Regions from separate parts of the Homo sapiens genome. Here region 2 is linked to region 1. The links are chromatin contacts, found by Hi-C in ENCODE. All regions are on one chromosome and are shown on one strand. Each heading gives the region's core, a stretch centred on a gene start or an enhancer-like site at or near the end of the contact. The rest is flanking DNA. Distances are from core to core; before and after follow the strand shown.

Evidence for each region. A loop is a pair of places that touch in the nucleus more often than their neighbours do. Pooled maps may share reads with other maps.
Region 2: a map with no recorded cell type shows a loop between it and region 1 (6-fold over the local background). The contact joins the promoter of CD38 here to the enhancer-like site in region 1. A Hi-C loop is called at or near these places in 2 of 37 single-sample maps with no recorded cell type and 2 of 50 pooled maps.

The regions. Positions count from the first base shown.
Region 1 is chr4:11,468,885-11,474,572 of GRCh38, reverse strand. No RefSeq gene overlaps it. Among named protein-coding and RNA genes, the nearest start is that of HS3ST1, 43 kb to the right of the region's middle. RefSeq lists an enhancer at 4,202-4,391. Within about 2 kb of position 2,757, at least 12 of the 41 ENCODE cell types and tissues checked have a DNase peak (open chromatin) inside an H3K27ac peak, as active enhancers do.
Region 2 is chr4:15,775,498-15,781,185 of GRCh38, reverse strand. CD38 (CD38 molecule) reads right to left here and starts at 2,858. Exons shown (of 8, transcript NM_001775.4): 1 at 2,539-2,858. The coding sequence starts at 2,771. RefSeq lists silencers at 2,100-2,149, 2,340-2,389 and enhancers at 2,520-3,019, 2,431-3,073.

The DNA.
Region 1 (5,688 bases), core at 1,508-4,007:
ACCCATGATAACTTGTCACCTAAAAGGATTCACCATTCTATTAGGGTAGGCTAGGTTGTCCTGCAGTAACAAATAAACTTTATAATCATGGTGGCTTAGCCCAACAGAAGTTGATTTCTTTCACACACAGAGTCTAATGCAGTTGGCCTAGGATCCTGGGATGACCCTCCCTCGAGTGACTCAAGGATCCAGGCTTGCATCACCTTATAATATAGCTCCTTAACATGTCACTTCTAAGGTTGCTTCAGCATGGGGACAGAGAGAAGAAAGAAGCAAACCAGATTGCAATTGCTTCAGCCTGGAAGAAACATGTGTCATTGTGCTTACAACTCATTGGCCAGAAAGAGTCACTTGGCCTCAACCTCACTGCAAGGAAGAGTGAGAAGTGAAGGGGAGCACATGGAATGTGAGGTGTGCAACAGCCATCCCTGTCTCAATTACATAGTTAATTAAATTTAGCTCTATACTAAGTCAAATACAGAAGTTCATGGAAAACATGGAATTTTTATCACATCGAAATCACTGCCAAAAAGCAAAGTATGCATTCTTTGGAGACAGAGTACTTTTACAGCCTGCATTGCCATATTTCAGGAATAAGACCATTGGCAGGTCCCACAGACACTCTGAGCCTCAATATCTTCATCTGTAAAGTGGAGAGAATGCTGACATAAGTCAGTTGAGAGCACTATAAGTAATGACTGCAAAGCACCTAATTAAGGGCCTACTAAATATTAGGTATCGAGTTTTAAAACTGGCAATTATAATTATTGTATCTTAATGACAACAATAAAATGGAGATATCATTATCATGGAAAATAATTAATTAATTTTGTTATATTTAATGTATCAAGAATAATGCAATAAATTTTCAAATAAAAGCATCCACGAGACTTCCTAGCTGAGTTCAGAAGCAGTTTTTGACCCTGCATTTAATTTACTGTTAGCAGCAAATATGGTATATTATTACCTTTAGAATTTCTCATTTCAGATGAAAAAAATGAGCTGTTAAAGTAATTGTAAAAATTTTAAAGGGCCTCAGTGAAAGCAGAGAGGAGAGTTTCCATGGCGATATCTGAACAGTGCAAGAGAACGGAAGAAGGGAAGGGGGGCATTTAGTGAGCACTTACATGATGTTAAACAGTGTGCTTGGCACTTTGCATCCAACATCAGCCTAAACACAGGAAAATGCTATGACATCAATATGATTGTCACAGTTTTATGGAAGAGCAAACATACTCAAAGGAAGAGACTCTCCTAGTGGACTAACTAGATTGTGGTCCCAGTGCCATATGACCTGCCTTTGCCTGTGGCTGGTGCCCAGACTCTCCTGACACCAACGAGTCTCCTATAATTCATCTTCTTCTGCTCCTTCATGCTCAAGGTCTCTCACTTCCCTTGTTTTAGGGTCTGATTTGTTCCCAGCCTTTCTCGGGGCTCTTGTAGGCTTAACATACACACCCCTGTCTCCAGCGCAACCTCTTACCAGGATACAAAGTTCCTATTTCTTTGCAGTAACAGGAAAAATGTCCTCAGACACACTGTCTTGCCTCTTTAGAGATAGTTCCTTCTTACGGTAGAAAACCTATGACAAAAGTGGAGGTGGTAGATTTGTGAACTCACTGTGCTCTAACCATCCTAGTAAGGGTTGGTTGGGCAAGAATCATCCATGGGTACCAAGTGTCAGAGGAATTTTGAGAAATGGAATACTCCTATAGTCTCAAAAGGTCTCTCCACCGATTGCATATTAGTCAAAAAGGGGAAAAGTAGTAACTACACAGTATTAGTATAAAGAGATGTCACTTTGACAGTGTGATCAAAATTAACATTAGCAATAAGGAACAGATGGATGTCACATGCCTCTGGATGTGTGCATGGAGAGGGAATGCCATCACTTATGAGTATCCCCGCTGGGATGCATAACCTGAATCTGATCATAAAAAAGCATCAGACAAACCCACATTAAAGAATATGCTACAAGGGGCCTGTGTTCATTAAAAATGTCAGTGTCGTGAAAGTGGGAAAGACTGAAGAAAGTTCTGAATTAAAGGGAATTCAACAGACACAATTGCTAAATGGACCAGATCCTGTTTTGAAGGGAAGAGCACTTGCACATTATTATTATTGGGACAATGACAAATATGGCATATTAAAATGTAGATTAGATGAAAATATTATAACATTAAATTTCCTAAATGAAATACCATTGTGGTTAAATTATTTAAAAGAATATTCTTAGAGAATACACATTGAAATATTAAAAAATAAAAGAACAGGATGTAGCTAATCTACTTTCAAATGGTATAGAAAACAATAATTTTAGAATGCATAATTCACACACATACATGTTTGTGTATGTATGTATGTGTGCATTACTATATTTAACAATATTTGAAAGAGAGAATAGGAAAAAATAGAGGATAAAAAAGCAAATGTGGCAAAATGTTAAAACATGGCGAATCTGAAAAAAAGCATATACAGAAGTTCTCTAGAGGCTGTTTTTTTCCAGCAATTCAATGAGCTTTAGGAGTTTAAACAAATTGAAGTTTCTATTAATAGCTAGCAATTACTGTGTGCCCATGCTTTGCTATGGATTGTCCTAGGCAGATCACTGGCATTCTTTCTAAGCTTTTTCGTAGCTGTAGGTGTGGAAATTGTGTTTTCATTTTCATTTTGAGATATGAGGAAACTGAAACAGGATATGCACCCCACAGGAAGTGGCAGGGTCATAGATTTGAATTCAGACCTGGCTCACGTCTCCGCACAATAGAATGAGACAGTGCATGTGATGCCAGACAGGAAGAGGTAAGGTTCCAGCCTTTAGGGGCTCGTAGGGGCTCACAGCCCATAGGGAGAGTAGAGAGGGAAGACAGACAAGTAATTGGGTACATAGTGTGGTGTGGTAAGCAAAGTTAAATATAGTTAATTCTTTTTTTTTTTTTTTTTTTGAGATAGAGTCTCACTCTGTCACCCAGGCTGGAGTGCAGTGGCGCGATCTCGGCTCACTGCAACTTCCACCTTCTGGATTCAAGCAATTCTCCTGCCTCAGCCTCCCACATAGCTGGGACTATAGGTGTGTGCCACCCGCCTGGCTAATTTTTGTATTTTTGGTAGAGATGGGGTTTCACCATGTTGGCCAGGCTGGTCTTGAACTCCTGACCTCAAGTGATCCCCGTGCCTCGGGCTCCACAGTTAAATTCTTCTAAACTTAATTAGTAGAACACCTACTGGAGGTTGTTGTCATGCCAATCTCTTCTGCTACTAGAGACACATGTCCTGTCCTCCCAGAACTTACACTGAAGTGGATGTGACTGATGCTACAGTACATAACTGCTGAGGTAGCACATAATAGTGAAATTTTATCCAGACTACGAGGCTAAGGTTGGCTTCCCAGAGGGGATGTGAGTGTTGCCTTACTTGATTTTCAGAGACAGAATAGCCTGTGAAATTTCATTCATCCCTGAGTTCTAAAGACTTGGCATACAGGAAATTCACTAGCTGTTGAATCTGGAAAAATGATATACATGTTTTCTCTACTGTGCAGAGTCTATACTATTCTTGAATGAATGAATGAGTGAATGAGTTCCCTTCTGTGATTCCTAAGGAACCCAGGGCAATGAGGTCTTCCAGGATGTCAGCCTCTCTGTCATCCTTCCAGGTCACAAGAAAGAGCCAGCAGGTTTCAGCAAGCCGTTCCCTGGCTGATCTGGTGGTGAGAAGAATTTGGGGGTGGCGGCATGGTGACTAGCCACAGCCAGGGCAATTCCTGCACTCCCTGGCTTCCGTGTCTAGCTTTCAGGTTAGAGGAAATGCTTTATCAAGAAAAGCTACTTTGTTCTCTCTTGTTCTCTTTTATTTTTTTCCGAGTTACTCATCACTTTTTCAGTCCCTTATTCTCAGAGGAGAAAACAAAGCCACCTTCTTGAAGCTGTACCTTAGGTATTATTCTTGCCAATGCCTTGCAAAGCCAGCAGCCCAAGTGCTTTGCAGGTCAGATACAAGGGCCCTTTACCTTCAAAGATTAAAATCAGCATAGCAACAAAACATGAGGCTCTTGGTTTTACTCAGTGCTTTTCTTACATGGTCTCATTGCATTCACAGAGCAGTGTTACAGAAGGTTAGAGACCCTTGGAGATAAAACATGTAGGGATTTCCACTCTTTTTGGTGATGCCCCAAGAACCTGGGAAGGAGTGTCAGAGTCTGCCCTCTGGGGATGGGGGCTCCCTCCAGGGGCGGGAAGCCCATCTGGCTCATCTCTCTGCCCTTGGCTCAGCTGACCATGCAACTGCAGCTGCTTGCTTGGGCTTGTTTCATGCATGACAGTTTCAGTTACCTTTCACTTGAGAAATAGATCTCCCTGCTAAAAGAAAAAAAAAAAAAGAAAGAAAGAAAATGTTTGAAGACTACTGATCAGTTTCAATACCTTCATACTGTCCATAAAAACACACAGGCCCGTGTTGCACTGGCCGTCCCTTCGCATCTCACTCTCAGCGCCTCAGTGAGCTTTCTCAGCTGTGCTACGACAATGAGCATTTGCAGACCTCTTTTCCATCTTTCAAATTGTTGGCATCTCTCAACTATTCACATTGGTGGATTAATATGTTAAATACCTTTCATTGTTATTCTAGTGGAGTTTAAGGAGGAAGCAGCAATAGAATATGTATATGTATATACATATACATATACATATACATATACATACATATACACGCACACAGAAAGAGACAGAGAGGAGGGTTTTACCTTAGTCAGGGACTCCTCTCATTGCCTGAAATATTCTTCAGAGACTTGGAGCTCCAAGGTCTTGAGGAAGGCACCACAGTGAGTGGTGGAGTCGAAAACTGGAGGATTTGGTTGAATATTTCTATCAGTAGCACCTGGACTCTTTCCTTTCCCCTGCCAACCAAACATCCAAGCACCTGTCCTTTCTACTATGTCAAGAAAAGGGATTTTGTTTTGTGGAGACTTGAAACAGGAATTCTCTACCCTACTTAGAAAGAATAAGATTAAGTAAAGCTTCAATATCCCAAGGGAAATAAAGAAGCTATTGAAAATAAAAAAATAGAACAAAATACCATTAAAAGCATAATTAGAGAAGAGCATTAACACTTCTCTCCTTAAGGAAACATTGTTAACTGTTTTATAATTTGTATACCTTTTTTCCCAACAAAAAGTGTGCAATTGTTGTTAATAATAAAAGACTTTTGGTCATGATAATTAAAAAACAAAAAAGTAAAACAAACAAAAAAACCACAGGCCCAGAAAGGGACAATCACTTGCCTAAAATCACAGATCCACTTAGTACTTAAAGGCAAAGAAGGAACTAAGTGTTAGTCTTGGGTATCACATCAGTTTCTACTCCAGGACATGCAATTGCGGTACCTGGCTCAGGTGACCACAGTGAATGTAAATACCCAATGATTGGCCCAAGAGGAAAGGAAAACAATTTAAAAAATTCCTGACAGCTGCATTTCTGGAATGTCCCCACTCCTTCCTCATGCACCTGTTGCTGCCTGAACTTCTGACACTGAGTGGTTACCGGAGGCCTGGCGTCTCCTTAGAGCACTGCCACTGGCGCTGATGAACCAACTGAGGCAGACACTTTTACCTCCCTGAGCCTCACTTTTCTCCACCAGAAACTGGTTTAGGGGACAATAGCTTAGTACTGTCTCTTCTGGCTTCTATGTTCT
Region 2 (5,688 bases), core at 1,609-4,108, 4.3 Mb before region 1:
TAATGATCTTATAGGTTTGGTAAGGAGATTTCCAGGCAGAATGTTGAAAGTGCCAACTCACTTCTTTTTTTGGTTTGGTTTGGTTTGGTTTTGAGACGGAGTCTTACTCTCTTGGCCAGGCTGGATCTTGGTTCAGTGCTACCTCCTCCTCCTGGGTTCAAGCGATTCTCCCACCTCAGTCTCCAGAGTAGCTGGGATTACAGGCACGCGCCACAACACCCGGCTAATTTTGTATTTTTAGTAGAGACGGAGTTTCAGCATGTTGGCCAGGCAGGTCTTGTACTCCTGACCTTAAGTGATCCACCTGCCTGGGCCTCCCAAAGTGCTGGGATTACAGGTGTGAGCCACAGTGCCTGGCCCAACTCACTTCTTTTAGCTGTTTCTGATAAGGTGCAGAAAGAAAGAGAGAAAATAATTCTTTATTTTTTTAAAAGCAGAATCAAGAGCAAACATTTCCATGCCAGGATTTGTTGGGTTTGAAAATAAAACTGTCATTGTTAGTCTTTCCAAAGAATATCAAAAAAGAAATAGTCTCAAGGCAATGATCGAGTCCAGAGTGCTGCCAGTAAAACATGTTCACAAGGTCAAGATTTCAGGGATGTGGCTGTAAGACTGTATGTGTGTGTGTGTGTGTGTGTGTGTGTGTGTGTGTGTGTGTGTGTGTGTGAGAGAGAGAATATTATCTAAAATATATAAAAATCTCCCATAAGAAATAAATAAGCAGCTCAATAGAAAGTATCAAGTATCTGGACAGGAAAATCACAGAAAAAAATATAAATGGCAAATAAACATATACAAGATGCTTAGACTCACTGATACTGAGGGAACAATTAGATGCTCTTTTTTCTCTTAAGTAAAAAAGTTGAAAATATTCAGCATTCAAGAGATTGTGGGAAAGCATCCCCTCTGATAGACTGATGATGGGAGAGTAAAATGGCACAACTATTTTGGAGTATATATGGAATACCTGGAATTTGGAAAAATCAAAACTTAAAATATGCATAATTCTCCCTTTTACTCAGCAGTTTCATCACTAGAAATCTATCCTACAGAAATACTCCCATATGTACACACAATGTATGTATGAAGATTTTCATTGCATCATGTTTCTCCCAACTAAGGTGAAAATTTCATGAGTGAGAACTTCGTCATTCACTCTTGTGTCATCAGTAGCTAGATCACTGTCTGGAACATAGTGGGTGCTCAACAGATACTTGTTGGATGAATGAATGGGATTGAAAAATTGGAAACAAGCTAATTTCCTGTCAATAGGAAATGGTTACATCTAGTTTATGAAATACTATGGGCTGTCAAAAGAAATGAGATAGATCTTTATGTACTCACATTGAAAGATCTTCAAGACCAGTGTTACTTTTTTTTTTTTTAATGAGGTTGCTTTCTAACATTACCATTTCATTTTGGATTTCACTTCATACTTTACAATACAGCCTGGAGGAACGCCTCAACTTCTAGTTTCTCTCTCCATTAAGTATCTAATTATGTGTAAATAGAACAACTAACGGGACGCTGGGAAGCCCAGGAGGCAAACATTTTGCAACCGGAACTGTTGAGTGTGCTCGGAGAGGCGAGGGAGGTCTATTTGCTCGTTTCCTCGGATTGCTTAAATGCGGGATTTTGCTATCCCAAAGCACAGAGTGTAAAGTAGCAGCTCCCCCTGCCTGCCTTCCCGGCTTCTTCTGTTTTACAAGCAACGATAATTTCCCGGTGAAAGCGAGGCCTGGGAATCAAATCCAAAAAGTGGTTGTTCCCTTTAGGAGAGGTTAGTAGCTGGAAAGGAGCATGAGAAAACTGGAAGGTCCCATAGACTAATGTGTTTTTTTTCCAAGGTTTGTACAGATTCACCGAGTTGCTGCGCCTTATCATCTAAGTAATGTCTCGGTTTTAGAAGTTGACATTGTTTTGTTAATTACTTCTCTGGTCACATGCATTTCAGGCCGCGCAAAAAGAATCGGAGTGCTGCTTTATATAAATGAATAAAACTAAGTTCCGTGGTTTGGCCCTTCTACACCCTCCTCCCCTACCACAGGCTTTGCAAACCACTTAAGTGTCCTCTGTAACCGTCCGGGGGCACTTTCGGGTCAGAGACAGCGGGCGGAAACCGCAGAAAAAGTTGAAAATGTCAGCGACACCCTGCATCTGCGAGTTCTATTCCGTCCCTGAAGCGGTGAAGCGGGCTGAGCGCGCCGAGGGTGGGCTGCAGCCCGGCGAGGGGCTGGGCTCAGGGCACCTTGCCCAGAAGGCGGGCATCGGTGCCAAGTGTTCACCGGCTACGCAGCAGAGCCACCGAGCAGCGCCCCCCCCCGCCTCCCGCGGGCACGCTCGGTGCCAAGGCCAGCTGCTCCTGAAAGCGGCCCGCGGAGCCCCGAGCCCGGGACTCCCTACTCAGCACCACCCGGCGGGCTCTCGGCTGACCCGCCACGGAAGATGCCCGGTTCCGGGCGATCCGGGCGGCTTCCCTGCGCGCGGGGCCCTGCTGTCCCCGCAGTGCCCACCGGTGCGCCTTAGTCGCCAACCCACCTCATCTCAGGATGAATTTCAGTGTACTTGACGCATCGCGCCAGGACGGTCTCGGGAAAGCGCTTGGTGGTGCCCGGACCGCTCCACTGCTGGCGCCACCTCGGGACGACCACCGCGAGCACCACGACGAGGATCAGGACCAGGATACTGACGCCAAGACAGAGTTGGGCTCTCCTAGAGAGCCGGCAGCAGGGTTTGTCCCCGGACACCGGGCTGAACTCGCAGTTGGCCATAGGGCTCCAGGCGGGGTTGGCTGGGCGAAGATGAGGCCGGCAGGAGGCTAGGCAGCAAGAGAGAGGCTGGCTGGGTTCTGAAACTGCACCTCCCCTTCTGTTTCACTTGCCTTTTCTCTGTTTCCCTTCCCACCCCCAACCCCTTGCCTCAGAGTTCCGTGGCTGGTTACACCAATAAGAGTTTAAAAGACCAACAACTATAGGCTCCTGTGCAGTGACCCACCCACTCCACCTCCAGGGAGAAACAGCCACCTTAATCCTCTGCAGGTGTCCTAAGGGGGCAGACAGTACATCCTTATACTCCCTCCGCTAACTCCCTTCATCAACCGGGCACTTTACACCTGAGCCACATTTGCTTCCTGGAAAGCATGAGGGTGGGCTGCCTGCTTCTATACGTGTGTGCACACAATGCCCTCTGCCTGGAAAAGGATGTCCTACCTCTCTTTCTTAACTCTGACAAATGCCTGGTCAACCACCTTTAAAGACTCAACTTAAGTCTGACTCCTTCTCTCAAGAGGCATCAGTGGCTAAGCTCTGGGTTCAAATTTAGTTCTTGCTGGATGACATGGGGCAAGTTACTTAACCTCTCTGTACTTCAGATGTAAAGCCGGGATAGTAGCAGTACCTACTTCATGGGATTGTTACGAGGATTAAGTGAGTTAATATCTACAACGTGTTTAGCACAATACCTGGCACATGGTAATCACCCAGTAAATGTAAGTTGTTACTACCAGCTCTAGGAGCTGCTCAGAGATGCAATTTTATAGTCCATGGAATGTGTTTGAAGCAGGGTCTGGCACACAGTAATAATACTGCACTCTATGCGGGAGTTTAATAAATAATAAAGTGGCTTTTCTTGCCTCTTCTTTATTAAGAGAACATCTGTGACATTCAAGCAGAGACCTAAGTAATGTGAGCGATCAAGTCACCCAACTCCCTTGGGGCAAACATTTCCCAAGCAGAGGAAATGGCAGGTGCAAAGACTCTGAGGCAGAAAAGCTCTTGGCCTGTTCCAGAGCAGCAAGGAGGCCAATTGTAGTTAGGCTAGAGGGTTGAGGGAAACAGAACAGAAGTTCGGAAAGTAGCAGGAGACCAGATCACCCATAGCTCTGTAAGACAGGATGACTTTTTGGACTGTGTGTTTTATTTATTTTTTATCTTTTTTATTTTGTTTTAAGTTCTGGGATACATGTACAGGACGTGCAGAGTTGTTACATAGGTAAATGTGTGCCATGGTGGTTTGCTGCACCTATCAATCCATTGCTTAGGTATTAAGCCCCTCATGTTTTAGCTATTCTTTCTGATGCTCTCCCTCCCTCCACTCTCCCCAACAGGCCCCAGTGTGTGTTGTTCCCCTCCCTGTGTTCATTGTTCAGCTCCCACTTATAAGTGAGAACATGCAGTGCTTGGTTTTCTGTTCCTGTGTTAGTTTGCTGAGGATAATGGCTTCCAGCTCCATCCATGTCCCTGCAAAGGACATGATCTCGTTCCTTTTTGTGGCTGCACAGTATTCCCTGGTGTATATGTACCACATTGTCTTTATCCAGTCTGTCATTGATGGGCATTTGGGTTGATTCCATGTCATTGCTATTGTGAATAGTGCTACAATGAACATATGCATGCATGTATCTTTATAACAGAATGATTTATATTCCTTTGGGTATATACCCAGTAATGAGATTGCTGGGTCAAATGGTATTTCTGGTTCTAGATCTTTGAGGAATCCCCATACTGTCTTCCACAATGGTTGAACTAATTTACACTCCCATCAACAGTGTAAGTGTTCCTATTTCTCCACAACCTCACCAGCATCTGTTGTTTATTGACTTTTTAATGATCACCATTCTGACTGGCATGAGATGATATTTCATTGTGGTTTTGGTTTGCATTTTTCTAATGATCAATGATGTTGAGCTTTTTTTCATATGTTTGTTGGCTATATAAATGTCTTCTTTTGAGAAATATCTGTTCATGTCCTTTGCCCACTTTTTAATGGGGTTGTTTATTTCTTATAAATTAGTTTAAGTTCCTTGTAGATTCTGGATATTAGACCTTTGTCAGATGGATAGATTTTGAAAATGTTCTCCCATGCTGTAGGTTGTCTGTTCACCCTGATTATAGTTTCTTTCGGTGTGCAGAAGTTCCTGAGTTTAATTGGATCCCATTTGTCATTTTCGCTTTTGTTGGAATTGCTTTTGACATTTTCATTATGAAATCTTTGCCCATGCCTATGTCCTGAATGGTATTGCCTAGATTTTCTTCTAGGGTTTTTATAGTTTTGGGTTTTACATTTTAAATCTTTAATCCATCTTGAGTTAATTTTTGAAAAAGGTGTAAGGAAGGGATCCAGTTTCAATTTTCTGCGTATAGCTAGCCAGTTTTCCCAGCACCATTTATTAAATAGGGAATCCTTTCCCCATTGCTTGTTTTTGTCAGGTCTGTCAAAGATCAGATGGTTGTAGATGTGAGTCTTATTTCTGAGATCTCTATTCTGTTTCATTGGTCTATGTGCCTGTTTTTGGATTTTATTTTTAACCCATTCGTGTGCATTTTATTTTTACCCATACAAGTCACCAAATGACTTGATCTGGCATATTATTTTAAAGGATCAATCTGGCTTTGGTATTAAGAATAAATTGTAGGAGGATAAGGATGGAGAACAGTTACAATGGCTGTAGTAGCAGTAATGAAGGTGGCAAAGAAAAAAAAAGATGGATTCTGAATAGAGTTTGAAGGTAGCAGCAGCAGGATTTGCTGATGAATTGGATGTAGCATTTGCAAGAAAGAGATGAGTCAAAGATGATGCCAAGATTTTTTATTTGTGTAACTGACCAAAGGAAGGAAAGCACTGCAATCTACAGTGATGGGAAAACGGGAGGTGAAGTAGATTTGGTCTTGGGAAGAGGCATGAATCAAG